Regions from separate parts of the Homo sapiens genome. Here region 2 is linked to region 1. The links are chromatin loops, found by intact Hi-C in ENCODE. Cell type or tissue: HCT116. All regions are shown on one strand.

Region 1 (8,000 bases):
TGAAAAAGCTCTTTGTGGTTTTGTTTTTCCCTGATTACTAATAAAGACAAGCATCTTTTCATATATTTATTGGTCATTATATATATATATATATATATATAATTTGCCACCTTCATGTTCACCCATTTTTCTCTTAAGTTGCAATTTCTGTTTGTTTATATGGAGAAGTCCTTTATAAATGCCAAATGTGTATTTGACATACCACTGGACTCCTGTTAGAATGGCTACAATTAAAATGACTAACCCTATCAAGTGTTGCTGAAGATGTACAGCAACTGGCATTTTCAGACTACTGTTGGGAATCGAGATGGTGCAACCCTTCAGATAATAGCTTAGCAGTTTTTTTTTTTAAGTTAAACATATACCTATGTTTATGAGGAGTGAAAACGTACGACCCAGAAAGACTGATCCATGAATGTTCATAGACGCTTTACTGATAATAGCAAAAAACTGGAAACTACCCAGATACCTATCAATGAATGTATGGATAAACAAATCGTGGAATGGGATACTGATTAACAAAAGGAATCAACTACTCATATACACTATGATATGGATGAATTTCAAAATAATTATTTTAAGTAAAACAAGCCAGACAAAAAAGAGCACATATTCTAAGATTCCATTTATATAAACCTAAAAAATGCAAACTGATTAATGGCACCAGAAAGCAGATCACATGTTGCCCGGGGTGAGATGTGGTAAGGGCAGAAGGGAAGGATTGCCAGTGAGCAGGAGGAAACTCCTGGGGACAATGAAGATGTTCATGTATTGATTCTGCTGGTAGCTTCATGGCATGAACTTGCAAGACGTCAAAACTTGTAAGACTGTGCGAGTATGTTCGTGTGCAGTTCATTGTATGTCAACTGATCAAAATGTACACTTTAGATATGTGTAGCTTACTTTATGTTAATTACACCTCAACAACACTGACTTTTACAAAAGCTCACAAGAATAAGAGAGTAAAGGAGAATCCTAACCACAGTAGGTCATCTGTCTTCTCAGATAAGAAATGTAAGTATTTCTTAAAGATAGTCACAATTAGGAAAATCCACTAACCTTCTCTTTATATCGTGATTTAAAAAAACAAAATATATCTCAATTAAGTTAAAAATAGCTGGAGGGGGAAGGTGGCATTACTGAAAACAAATATTTTTTGAAAAATAAAGGCAAGTGACTAAGTGAGGTCTAGATTGCAACACTATTGTTCCTCCTGCACGAAATATACTGTTAATGTTTTTGCTGTTGATATAATATACTGTTAATATACTCCTGTTGATAGTGGTAATCAGTATGGCAATACGTAAAGTTTTCCACTGGTTCATTCACATGGTTAAGAACCTTGCTCCACTGGGCCGGGCGCCGTGGATCACGCCTGTAATCCCAGCACTTTGGGAGGCCGAGGCGGGTGAATCACAAGGTCAGGAGATCGAGACCATCTTGGCAAACACGGTGAAACCCTGTCTCTACTAAAAATACAAAAAATTAACCAGGCGTGGTGGTGGGCGCCTGTCATCCCAGCTACTCAGGAGGCTGAGGCAGGAGAATGGCGTGAACCCAGGAGGCAGAGCTTGCAGTGAGCTGAGATCACCCCACTGCACTGCACCCCAGCCTGGGAGACAGAGCGAGACTCCGTCTCAAAAAAAAAAAAAAAAAAAAAAAAAGAACCTTGCTCCACTGATCACGTCCTCATGTAATGATAACATAATAATATACTCCAAATCAGCCTGTATATTTTCACTCCATTGATGAGACTGACCTAATCCATTATCATTCTTAGCAAACGTTATAATCATTTTTCTTTCTCTAGCTAAAAGTTTCTGAGTGCCAATCTGCAGCCACAAGTGAAACATTTCGTACCTGAACTCATTAAGATTTTCAGTCAAATCGCAGTCAAAACTTTGTTTCACGCACGAAATTATTTAAAATATTATATCAAATTACCTTCAGACTATGTGCGTAAAGTGTATATGAAATACAAATGAATTTCGTGTTTAGACTTGGCTCCCATCCCCAAGACATCTCATTATGTATATGCAAGAATTTCAGGCCTGGCGCGGTGGCTCATGCCTGTAATCCCAACACTTTGGGAGGCCGAGGTGGGCGGATCACGAGGCCAGGGGTTTGAGAATAGCTTGGCCAACATGGTAAAACCCTGTCTCTACTAAAAATATAAAAATTAGCCAAGTGTGGTGATGGGCGCCTATAATCCCAGCTACTCAGAGGCTGAGGCAGGAGAATTCCTTGAACCCGGGAGGTGGAGGTTGCAGTGAGCCGAGATCGCACCACTATACTCCAGCCTGGGTGACAGAGCAAGACTCCGTCTCGGGGAAAAAAAAAAAGAATTTCAAAATATGAAAAAAAAAAAAAAAACCCAAATCCAAAACACTTCTGTCCCAAGTATTTCAGATAAGAGATCGTCAACCTGTGTTTGAGCACTTACCATCTCCAAAAAGATGTGCCATGAGCCTGGTAAGCGTTTGCTTAAGATCAAACTCTACAAGCTTCACGGCCTCCATGGTGTGTGTCTCTTGTTTATGCGCAGAGCGAGAACTTTGTTCAAAGAGCTGCAGGCTTTCTCCATCCTTTATACCAGCAAATAACTGTAAACCAACAGGAAAGTATAAATAAAGAAAATATCCTGGCCCATCTATATCAGATAACTTTAAAATTCTGCTAAGAATCTTTTGACTCTAAAAAGTTATAATGTGGGAATAAGACTCATTATGTCCTGTCAATAAACGTAATGAAATTAACATTCACTTAGTACAACTCTGAAGAAAACACTACGCTACATGGTATGGGGGGTTTTTAGAGAATTAAGACACTCTTCTGATCTTTGCTAATCTGTTTTTGATTTGCATGAACTTATAGTCAGTTCCCAACAAGAGACATTATCCTCAATTCTAGTGGAAATACTAGTGAATCGCTTTCATATTCTAAAATTACATCCCTGACCATCCCACAGTGTCGAGGAATTAAATCCTGTAAGGTCCATGAAGGTAGGAAGCAAGCTGGAATTTGCTAGTCCTGTATCTCCAAGGCTCAAGGCAGAGCCTCAAACATGTTTCTGCCGCTTACTATCTGTGTAAACTTAGGCAAGTGATACAGTAGCTAAGCCTCAGGGAATCATCTATAAAGTGGGAATAATAATAGTAAATTAGTAGATTTTATTACAAACAAAATAATATATAAAAAATACAGAGTATCTGGCACATTCCAATGGCTAAATAAGTTTTCCTCATTATTGTCTTCATGATTATTAACCACAGCTATCATTAGTCATAAGCTGCTTTACCACTGAAATAAAGTAACTTTCTGGTCAGTGACACAGCAGGTCTTTACTTGGTAGAAGATTGGCTCAAAAGGGATAACTGAGCAAATGAATGTATCATTCTTCCCACCCAAAGTCCCATAATCAAACATAAAAAATGTTTTAATAAAAGAATGAGTCAGCTGCCATTTCTAGTAATGTTGGTTTTGATAATTAGAACCAAACTTCCTGATAAATGCTACTGAAAAAAATACAGAAATTCTTAACAGCATTGAAGAAGTAAAACCGAGATAGAGAGGAGTGACTGAACTCTACAGGAAGCATGAAGCCAGGGGTAAAAAATTAAAAAATAAAAATAAAAAATAAAGTAAGCACAAAGCCAGAGAGAAGCATTGAGAGTATCTGCCTATCTAACCTATCAACTGAAAACCTGAACATGGGTTGTAACAGCTTACCATGGAAGTGAGACAAAAGGGAAAGCTTTGCTGTGGAACCAAGCTGGGGTGTTTGAGTCCCTAAAAGACTCATCCCCCTGATGAGGATGAGCACAAAAGTAAACCAGTCCTTGTGTAGACTTGCAGTCAGGTATCACATTTTCTGAACAATAGAGAGAGCTTCAGGCTACGAAGATGATCTAAGGCAATCCCAGACATACTTCCTCTAACTGGCCAGCAAAATGAGACAAAACCGTTTTCAGAGAAATATTCTAATATCCTAGGCCTCAAATTATTCTTATGAGGACTAAAGACAATGACGGCTGTCAATGCTTCCTCTAAAAATAATTTAGAGCAACAAGAACAAATAAAACTATTGAACACAATGCCTTTGGCAGGCAGGCAGGCAGGCAGGAAGGAATGCCAGTCAAAACCTAGGGACAGAACTGTTATACTCCTACCCCACTGATAAGGCTTTGAAGTAAGCAAGAGCAAGCTGGAAAAAATAAGAGAAAGAGAGGAGAATGAGTGAGGTGCTAAGGTTGACCTTAGAAACCCAGAAAGTGTAAGTTACACTAAGTGTGAAAAGCCTTTAAAAAGTGTCCTAGTAGGCCTGAGCAGGGACCACAGAAAAGTGGTGTAAAAGCATGCCCAATTTGAAGTGAGAGGATCCCAAAACCATAGTTACAATAAAAGAAAAAGGAGTTAATACAAAGCGAAAGACAACCTTTTCAATTGAGTAGGAAGAGAAAAAAGATGCAAATGAGAAAATTCAAGGTTGTGAAAGATAAAGCACAGCTAAAAAATTAGAGGATTTACAAAACCATTCTCTAACCCACACCAAAAATAAATAAATAAACCACTAAAGTGTGCATTGCTACACTAACAGAAGAGGGCACCAGAGACTAAGGAAGTCTTTTACACAACCAAAAAGGAACGACAAATAAATTCAATAAAAATATAGAAAATTATTACTCAAAAATCAGAAAGTCAATTCAAAAGAGCTCAACTAATGAAAATCCAACTTTTCTCCCACCCACCCCCCAAAACTAAGGAGCACTAAAAAGAAACACAAACTAATACTTAAAAACTAAGTTACATATGCTCAATCAAGCATTTAAGGATATAAATTGCTTTAGTCAGAAACTCAAAAATTAAGAACAAAAATAGAGAAAAAATGAAAAGAGAATTGATTTAACTCAGAAAAAAAAAAGAAATAAAATCATCTCAGAAACAAAATCTAAATTCCAAAGCATGCAAGGGACAATGGAATCAATCAAGATTTAATGAGGGGGCATTGAAGAAAAGGAGAAAAACAACCAGAAGGAGGATGGTAAAATAAAGAAAGAAGAATCAGAAAGAAAGTGGTAGAAATGGAACACAGGCAAAGAAGGAATTACATTTATATAATTGGAGTCCGTTAAAGAGGGAAAAAAAAACAATGGAGCAGAACTAATACCAGATAAAATGGGTACCTGTGAAAAAGAACCTGGAAAAATCAAATATAGGACATATTCTTATAAAACAGATTTCATAAATAATGGGGAAAATCGTCAAGGCCTCTAGGCAAAAAGATCAACTAATGTAGAGGAGTAAAGCAATCAGAGTGGCATCAGATTCTTCAAAAACAACACGGAAACAAGACAACAATGAAGCCACATTTTCAAACAACTCAGTTTTTAAAAATGTGGGTCAAGAAGTTTATATCCATCAATGCTGTCCTTAAAGCACCAAGTCTACAGAAAAAACGTGAAACACACAAGAGCATAGGAATGTCACATTAATGAGCTCTTTCTGAAGAATTTACCAAAGCATGAGCCTTGTTCAAGTAATAAATAACTAGGAAAATTTCAGCACAAAACAAATGGAGAACATGTTAATACATAAAAATTACAGATTTCAGACTAAAAGCTGGGGATTACATTGAAAGACTAATATCCAATTGTTATATGTTCTGACAAAGTAGAAATAACGTAACTAAACAATGGAAGAAAGCAGCAAAGAGGAAAGTAGAATATACTGATTATTGCATAGGCAATAGTTAAAGAATACTTTTACTAAGAACAAAGTTAAAAATGAGGGATAAGGGACTTTAAAAGTTTTAAGTATAAAAGCAACCATTAAAACAAAAATATAACCTTTCTAAAGAGCAACCAAAATTTCAATTCAAAAGCATAATAAAACATATATTGTAGAGAAATAAAATGTAACATGTTATGACATATATAACACCACAATATATTATGATAAAGTTCAGATCGAATATATCAATAACTCAATAAATGTGAAAGTAATATCAATAAATATGAACAGGCTTAATTCACCTCTTAAAAAAATAAATCTGGCCACAAAGCATGACTCAACTATACAAAAGATACACCTAAAACAATGTTAAAAACAAATGGATGGACAGAATATAACAGGCAAATGGATACAATAAAAAAGCAAGCATAGCATTCTTAAAATCAGAAAAAGTAGAATTCAAGCAAAAAAACACCGAGCAAGACAAAGAAGATCTTGTATTAATGCTAAAAGTTTCAAATCACAGTGAAGGTATAACACTTATGAATATCTATATATCAATAAGACAATTATTACCTCTGTGTAGAAAGAACCATAGGGGACGCAAAAGACACACATAGAAACACATTAATATTAATGATAATAGGAAACTTTAATACATCATTCTTAGTATAAGATCAAATGTGCAAAATTAATAAGATAAAAGACCTAAAAACATAATTAGGAAATGAAATCATGTGTGTATACATAAATATGTATACGTATATTTTACACACACACACACACATACACACATATTAAACTTACTCCCTTCATAATGAAAAATACATTTTATTTTCAAGGGCCCAGAGAATATTAACAAAAATTGATCACATAGTAAGTCACAAAGAAATAAGTATATTCCATAAAGAAGAAATAATAAACTATACTCTCTGATTAAAATACAATAAAACTAAAAATCATTCCCATTAACAACATACAAACACACACACACATAAAGGTCTTTCCACCTGAAAACTGACAAAAAAAGAAGGGGAACAAAAGTCAGGAAACATACACCACAAAGAGGTAATACCACTAACGTAAAGAAACTTTTAAAAGTTGACAAAGGGCCAAAAACTCCATAGAAAAAGAACAGACAATTCATCAAAAAAAAGATATGAAAATGACCCCTGAACACATGAAAAGGAATTCAAACTTAAAGAGCAAATTAAGCAAATTAAAATAACACTGACATAATACTTCTATCACAATGGCAAAAAGTTAAAAGTCAGACAACATATTCTTTTGAATACGCTGAGGCTTTGGAAAATAAGTACAGTCATACTTTGCTGGTGAAAATGGAAACTGGTAGAACCCTTTTGGAGATGAATTTGACAACACCCAACAAAACTACATATTTGTTGATCTCTTGACCCAGTCCTTCCATTTCTAACTACTTACCCTGAAAATATACTTCCAACATTAATACACATGCACAAAATTTTCATTGTAGTATTGTTTGTAACTGCACCATATTTTTTTAAAAAGTCTCACATTGGAAAGATGTTAAATAAACTATGGTCTACCTATACAATAGAGTACTTTTGCAGGTGTAATAAAGAACGAGGAAGATCTCTCTGGACTGATATGGAATGATTTTCAAGACATCCTGATAAATAAAAAAGGCAAAGTGCAAGAGGGCATATATTACTTGCTACCTTTCATGTAAGAAATAATAAAATACACATGAATCATCTCATTTGTGAAAAAAAGGAAGGATAGGCTAGAAATAACAAAAATAAATCACCTACACAGAGGTGGTGGAAACAGGATGGAAAAAATGGTTGAATGGGAATAGAGTATAATGAATGGCAGAGTGGGGGTCATGACCTCTAAGTAAACCTTGTTGTATAGTTCTGAGTTTTAGAAGGACGTTAATACTTTATCTACGCAAAACATTAAAAATAAAATCCTGACACCTGCAATCCCAGCACTTTGGGAGGCCAAGGCAGGAGGATCACTTGAGGTCAGGAGTTCAAGACCAGCCTGGCCAACATGGTGAAACACCATCTCTACCAAAAAATACAAAAATTAGCCAGGCGTGGTGGCACACGTCTGTGATCCCAGCTACTTGGGAGGCTGAGACAAGAGAATCACTTGAACCCGGGAGGCAGGAATTGCAGTGCGCCTACATCATGCCACTGTACTCTAGCCTGGGCAACAAAAGGAGACTCCGTCTCGATGATGATGATGATGATAATAATAATAATAATAATAATAATAATAAT
Region 2 (8,000 bases), 1.1 Mb after region 1:
AAGGAATACCACCCTTAGGGGATTTAGAGCCGCTGGTCATCCTGGTTTTCCATCCTCACTCTCCCTCCCTGCCCACCACCCCAGCCCCGTGGACGTCCAGCAGGAAGTGGCGGCCATGAGGCAAGCAGCTGTGGCTAGAGATCAGCCAGAAGCATGTGGGCAGAGGTGGCTCAGAACAGCCTCAGAAATCTGGAGACGGAGTTGTAGAGGACTAAATGCTAAAGCTAAAGAGAGGAGAGGAACTTGAAGATGGCCTATGCTAATTTTTCCTGCTTCCCTGGAAAAGAACTGAGGCCTAGCATCCAGTTAACTAGTGGCAGAGCAGGCTGGACTTGCTACAGACTGTCCAGTATAGGACTAAATAATTTTTTTAAATGTAATGGGTGTCAAAGAGAAAATGGATGAAAACGCTTTTGCCAAATGGGGAGAGGAATAATGAGTGGCTTTTAAAAATAAATCTCCAAAAGATCTAGCACTAGATGGGTGGAGCTTCATCTGCCACTCTAACCAGTTAGGGTAAAAGGGTCAGCACCCAGGCTCCATCCAGAAACCTTCTGGCAAACCCAAATCTTCTAAGACACTGGCTCTCAAACCTTCCACACAGTGCCATCACCTTGGAGATTTAAAAGAATTCAGGTACCTGGTCCCACCTCAGAGACTTTGATTTGAGAGGGTTGGATTGGCCTGGGTGTGGGGATTTCTCAAAGTTCCCCAGGTGATTCTGATGTGCAGCCAAGTTTGAGAGCCATTGTTAAAACATGAGCATTTCTCCACTCTTCTCCTCCCAGAGCTTTTCCTCCTCCAACCCCCTTTATGACGTTTCTTACCACCTGGCTCCTGGGGCTCCCTGGTGCATTCACAGATGTGGCCCAGATCACTGTGGCTCACTTTTCTAAGCCTGATCCCCAAGTAGATCAATGGATCTGTCTCAGGAAGAGTGATCCTTGGAGAGACACATAATGACTCCCTGCAAATGATTCTCCTATTTGAAACACAGCTCAAGCCAACTATCATTGCTTTAAAGGGGAGAATAAAAAGAAAGGCATGCTCACTTAGCATGTGAAATTGTCCTCTATCCTTTGACCTCCTCTGCCTGGCTGTGATATTGTAAGTTGATAGAATACCACCGCATTCCCCTTAGCCACAGAAAATAAAGGAAGGGGCTTCATCAAGAATAGCTTCAAGTGAGGGAGGGAATGATCAGGTTTGCTTTCAGGAAAATGGCTGCAGTGTGTTGGTGTGGAAGATGGATGCTACTCAGGAGACTAGAGTTAGGGAGCCCACTTCGGAGGCTACTGGCACAGTGAAGGTGAGAGGAGATAGAGCCTGAGCTAAAGCTACCTATGGGGGACTGACGTGAAACATGTGCCTGTAATAAATCCAGTGCATTGGTAATAGATTTGGGGGAGGGAATGGATTTGTTGATGCAAGAATTTAGGGAAATTTGAGTGTCTACATAAAATGACTGAAAATATTATGATCCAGGAAAGGTTAAGAACCACTCATTTAAGAAAACCGACAAAGAAAAGAACCACTAACTGGGAGAGAGAATAGCCTTAGATTCTGTATGATGTTCTGCACCTTCTTTTTAAATTCCCCGGCTATTGATCTGGAATTTTATGTATAACTCTAGCACCTGCCAGCAAACTCTAAGGTTAGCCTATGCAAGGAAATGAGGAGAAAGAGTGAAATAACTGTATTTAATGGTTTCTGGTTTGACTCTCTACATGGGGCTTGTGACCTTAGCTAAATTGAAGACTTGGATGACTATGAAGGGGACAATCATGAAGTTGGCCCTGACCCTTGCTTGTAGTTCTTTAAAGTCTTTATAGTAATGATTTTATTAAATAAATAGCTTTGCAAAGCCTGTACAATTATTGTTGTCATAATCATTAATGTAACTTATCAAATGGCAGAGACTACTGAAGCTTGCTTGGTTCCTTAAAAGGCATAGGGAATTGGTGGGAAATGCCAAAATCCTGAAATGGTTTTTCATTACAACAAAAGAGAACAATGAGGATACTGTTGTCAGATATCTCAATGAGGCAAATAAAGTATAGAAAGAATTCTTCTTCTTTTAAAAATGACACTTCTTCTGATTGTAAAAATAACCCATAGGCATTGTAAAAGCTGTAAAAATGTAAAAACAGCAAAAACAAGTAAATAAATGCCAACCATATCCCAACAGCCATACATAATTATTATAAACATTTCGATGTATTTTTCGTCTTTCTTCTAAAAATACTTTTTTGTATAATTGGGAGTAATATTGTATTGTACATAACATTTTTGTATCCTAAGATTTTTTTCACTTAGTATTATAATTATGATCTTTCCTACCATCATTATTTTTCAAAAACATGATTGTAATAGCTATTTTTCCTTCTTTATAAGTGCTCCTTCAGTAGATATATTGTGACGAGTATAAAATATGTTTCTTATGTTCTCAAGATATAGCATTAGTTTTATGTTTAAATGCAATCATAGGAACTGGGCCTTTCTATTGCCTTCTTGTCTCTTTTGTGTAGATCTTTCAGTAGAAGCTCTCTTAAATGACCTTCGCTTAGCTGACTCTCCAGATTAACTGACTGACCTTCTGTTTACTCTATTTTTTCATGACCATGCTGAATCCCTATAGCCCAGTAGTCTACTGTGATACACTGATATACTTTTGCTCTTCCTGTTTTATTTGTATGCTTACCAAGAGTTGATTGGGTTTGTTCCCAACCTGTTTCTGCCACCTGTACATATTATAATGACTACACAATTTAATTATATACTTCAGCAATCCATAAAATCTCAGGATTAAAAGAGTGTAATTTCCATGAACATAAAGTAGAATCCTTCAGAAACAGTCTATAAAGAAAAGTCACTTATTTTTACTGAAAAATAATTGTTTATAAAAATCAATCATTTCTATATACTAGGAATTATAATTTGAAACTGAATGTTAAAAAAACAGCATTTATGATTGTTCACAGGATCTATATGCTGAAAACTATGAAACACAGATGAAAGAAATCAAAGAAATCAAAGATCTAGATAAAAGCAGAGATACACAATGTTCATTGATTGGAAAACTCAACATAGTAAGAATGAAAATTTTCCCCAAACACATTTATAAATTTACTGCAGTTCCAATAAAAAGTTCAGCCATATATGTACACATGCTGATTCTAAATTTCAGGTGAAAAGGAAAAGGAATTAGGATAGCTAAAACAATTTTTGAACAAAAAGAATAAAGTTGGATTAATAACACTACTAAAGTAATCAAGATAGTATAATAGGACTTTTGATTTCAAAATGGCAGAGTAAAAGCAAGCTGGTTTCACTCTCCCCACAAAAACCAAAAACAAATACACAGTACTGAGATTATTGCCAGCAATATCCCAGAACTCAAATATCAGAATGAGACAGTTCCCAGGGCAACAGAGCTGTGAAATCACTCGGGGCAGATAGTAAAAGGACTACCGTATCCATGACACCCTTCCCTCCAAGTCTGCCTGGCACAGCACCAAGCATGAGAAAAATTTCTCCCTGACTCACAGTTTCTACACTGGAAAAAGTGAGACTGAGGTGCACAACCAGCTTCTTTACCAACTTGGGCTCCCTACTACAACAGTCCCTGTCTCAACCCATGGGAAGCATCAGGAGTGCCTGAAAGGAGAAATAACCCTGATTACAGCCAGTGACAAAGGTGGGGGTATTACCATTCCCAGACCCTGAAGCTTTACTATGTAACTAGGCCAAAGGAAATGCCAAATTAGTGTGGCTGTGCAGCAGCACTACACTGTGGAAGGTTTGTTCCACAGGTCCCCTGGGCATAAACTCTTAGCCAGCCTTCCCACACTGCCAGGATGTCCCCTTTGAGATCTCTCCCATTTGGAATGGGCAGCACTCTGGTTGTTTACTACAACTGAGGCAACCCTGGGCTTAAGGCACCATCTAGTGCCAAAAAAGAGGCAACAACATCATTGGGGAAAAAAAAAGATAATCTACAATTAAATTACAAAGCATTTCTAGGAAAACTTATCCAATAAAACCCAAAACAATCCAGGCAGAGAAGACTGAAATAAATAATCCTTCAATGCAAAGATGTAAATGTACATCTACAAAAAACAACAGCAAATGGGGAACCATGACCTCCCCAAATGAACAAAACAATAAACCAGTAACTGACCCTAATGAAACTGCAATATGTATGCTCTCAGATCAAAAACTGAAAATAGCAGTTTTAAGAATACTCAGAAATCTCTAAGATAACACAGAAAAGCAATTGAGAAATTTATCAGAGAAATGTAACAAAAAGATTGAAATAATTAAAAAATCAAACAGAAATCATGGAACTGAGAAATACATTTGCTGAATTAAAAAATGCAACAGAGGCTCTCAACAGCAGAATGGTGATATCAAGCAGAGGAAAGAATCAGTTAAGTTGAAGATAGGCTTTTTGAAAATGCACAGAAAAGAAAAAAATGAAAAGAAACAAAGATCACCTAAAAGATATAAAAAATTACCTTAAAAAACAAAATCTAAGAATTACTGGTGATCAAAACAGAGTTGAGTAAGAATAAGGGATAGAAGGTTTATTCAAAGGCATAATAACAGAAAACTTTTAACACTTGAGGAAAAATAAATAACCAGGTACAGAAAGGTCAGAAAACACCAAGCAGATTCAACTCAAATGAGACTACCCCTGGAATAAAATGTTCTACCCCTAATCAAATGTTCAAGAATAAAAAATAAGTAGAGAATCTTAAAAGCAGCAAGAGAAAAGAAGCAAATAACATATAAAGGAGCTCCAATTGATCAGCCAACAGACCTTTCAATGGAAATCATACAGGCCAGGAGGGGGTAGAATGACATTTTCAAACTTCTGAAAGAAAAAAAAGACTGTCATCCAAGAATACTATATCCAACAGAGCTATCCTTCTAATATGAAGCAGAGAAGTCTTTCCCAAACAACAAAAGCTGTGAGAATTTGTCACCAGACCCATCTGACAAAAAATGCTAAAGAGAGCTCTTCAAACTGAAAGAAAAAAATACTAACATGCAAAAACAAACAAACAAAAAAAAGTGTAAATATATAAAACCCACTGGTAAAATTGAGTACATGACAAACCCAGAATACTCTAATACTGTAATTGTGTTCTGCAATCTACTCATAACTCCAGTAAGAAATCTATTAAAAACAATAATACCTACATCAACCTGCTAAAAGATAGACCACCAAACAATTGTTTTGCATTTATTTCTGGGTCCTCTATTCTTTACCATTGGTCTACGTGTCTGTTTTTATTTCATTACTGTGCTGTTTCAGTTAGTATAACTTTGTCATATATTTTGAAGTCAGGTAGTGTGATCCCTCCACCTTTGCTCTTTTTGCTCAGATTGCTTTGGTTACCTGGAGTATTTTGTGGTTCCAAACAAATTTTAGGATTACTTTTTCTATTTCTGTAATGAATGTCATTGCATTTTGATAGGGATTGAATTGAATCTGTACATTGTTTTGGGTAGCCTGGTCATTATAACAATATTAATTATTTCAATCCATGAACATGGAATGTCCTTCTATTTTGTTTTATCGTGTTCGATTTTTTTCATCAGTATTTTATTGTTTCTCTTGTGGAAGTCTTTCACTACTGTGGTTAAATTTATTTCTCAGTATTTTTTTCTTTGCTATTATAAATTGGATTGCTTTCTTGATTTCTTTTTCAGCCAGCTCGTTGTTAATGTATAGAATCACTACTGATTTGCAGCAGAGAGGTGGGTCTCATTTTTCTAAAAATTTATTCAGCCAGTCTATATATTTTAATTGAAGAATGTGATCTATTTAGATTAAAGGTTATTATTGGTATGTGAGTACTTACTCTGTTTGTTATTTGTATTTTGATGCCTTTGCATATTTTTTGTTTCTTTCTTCCTCTGTTATTGTTTATCTTTGCATTTTGGTGGTTTTCTGTAGTGATGCATTTTAACTACTTTTTCTTTCTTCTTTATGTCTCTGTTCTGCCAGTGAGTTTTACACATTCATGTGTTTTCATGATGGTAGATATCATTCTTTTGCTTCCAGATATAGGTCTCCCTAGTGTTTCTTGTAAGACCAGTCTAGTGGTAATGAATTCCATTTTTGTTTGTCTGGAAAAGACTTTATTTCTCCCTTCATTTTTGAAGGATAGTTTTTCTGGGTATGAATTCTTGGTTGTAAGTCTTTTTCTCTTTCAGCGTGACTATATCATGCCATTCTCTCTCTGCCTATAAGGTTTCCGCTAAGAAATCTGTTAGTCTAGTGGGCATTTCCTTATATGTGACTTGATGCATTTCTCTTTCTGTTTTTAGAATTTTTCTTTGTCTTTAACTTTTGACAATTTTACTATAATGTGCCCCAGGGTGAAACTTTTTGAATTGAATACATTTAGAAACTTTTAAACTTCGTGAACCTGGATGCTCATGTATCTCCCAAGATTTGAGATTCTCTTCAGATATTGTTTTATTAAATTAAATAGGCTTTCTATGTCCTTTCTTATCTCTTCTCCTTCTTAAACTACCATAATGTGAATATCTGTTTGCTTTATGGTGTCCCATACGTCCCGTAAATTTTTTTTTTCTCTCTGTCTTTTCTGCCTTGGTTATTTCAAAAGACCTGTCTTCACATTTAGAAATTCTTTTTTTCTGCTTGATTTCATCTTAGCTGTTAATTTCATTGTTTATTTCCCTCATGAAATTCTTCAGCTCCAAGATTTCTGTTTGGTATTTTATATCTCTTTGTTGAATTTCTTATTCAAATCATTAATTTTCCTGATTTCTTTGAATTGTCTATCTGTATTTTCCTGTATCTCATTGATCCCTTAAGATTATTATTTTCAATTATTAATACTTCTCTGGCATTTTGTACATTTTCATTTCTTTAGGACTCTGTTCCTAGAGAATTATTATGCTTCTTTGAGGTGTCCTGTTTCCTTGCTTTTTCATATTTATTGTGTCCCTATGTTGATATCTGCTCATCTAACGGAACAGTTGCCTCTTTCAGTTTTATAAAATAGCTTTCATAAGGACTTATTCCTGTAGCTAGATCCTAGGGTATTGGCTGGGGAAGGCACACTGATTTTGGTTCTGGAAAGATAGGGTAGTGCAATGTTCATGCAGTGTCTTCAGCTATAATTTATGTTAGTGACGCTTGCGAGTGCCTCAGTGACCTAGGCTACAGGAGTTTGTGGTGGCAGTGTTGTGGCTTAGCCAGAGGTGGGCTTACCAAATTGGCTTATAGGCAAGGGGCATGCATGTGCACATGGGGGCAGGACTGCTGGGTTGTTTCTCTGGCTAGGGGTGCAGTGCATGATGTGTTGGCTGACTTGAGAACTGGCTCACTGGGGGTGGGGCCACCAGGCTATATCTCCAGCTGCAGGGATGGGCATGTGGTGGCTCCATGATTTGGGGACATTTTCTCAAGGGGCGGGTCAATTTGGCTGTTTCTCCAGCCAGGGGCACAGTGGTCAACTGATTTTGACAAAGGTCCAAAGGCAAAGAAATGGACGAAGGATAGTTTCCCAACAAAAATGTTGAAACAATTGGACATCCACTTTTTTCAGAAATCCCTTTTTTTCTTACCACACCTCTCCCTCAAGCCTCTTTGCAGGTCCCACATGAATAATTTTTTGCTTATAAATAGCATGTCCCTAGAGAGGAGCAATGGTAGCAACCTGCCTCAGATGCAGGCAATAAGGGAGTACCTTGTCTGGAGAATTTAAAAAATAATAATGACATTAAGAGATAATCTGTTTTTTAAATCACTGTTACAGCAACTCTAAGCAATGCCACTGATGATACACACCTCTCTCAAGACTATCTTTTTATGGGAGTCTAACTTCTAATCACTTCTGTTGAGTTTAGTAATGTATGTGTGAGCTTTAAATTAGCACATTTCTATTACTTATCCTTGAATAGACATTTTATTGTACGTTGAAGTTAATTTGGAGAACTCTTGGTTATTATAGTCAGCC

What was found. Hi-C counts contacts between places; a loop is a spot of excess contacts. Peaks named below come from ENCODE experiments on the same cell type or tissue, not always from the same donor. Only the 100,000 strongest peaks of a DNase experiment are listed, where the experiment ranks them.
Region 2: a loop joins it to region 1, with 20 times the contacts of the local background. A loop is called at or near these places in 4 of 110 quality-filtered maps.

Annotation. Positions count from the first base shown.
Region 1 is chr6:5,399,145-5,407,144 of GRCh38, reverse strand. FARS2 (phenylalanyl-tRNA synthetase 2, mitochondrial) reads right to left here. Exons shown (of 7, transcript NM_006567.5): 3 at 2,444-2,603. Among named protein-coding and RNA genes, the nearest start is that of FARS2-AS1, 55 kb to the left of the region's middle. In HCT116, a CTCF peak has its summit at 4,594 (motif pointing right); a DNase peak (open chromatin) is centred at 4,554.
Region 2 is chr6:4,309,066-4,317,065 of GRCh38, reverse strand. No RefSeq gene overlaps it. Among named protein-coding and RNA genes, the nearest start is that of LINC02533, 180 kb to the left of the region's middle. RefSeq lists an enhancer at 1-93. In HCT116, a CTCF peak has its summit at 3,928 (motif pointing left); DNase peaks (open chromatin) are centred at 3,525 and 3,945; H3K4me3 peaks cover 464 bases.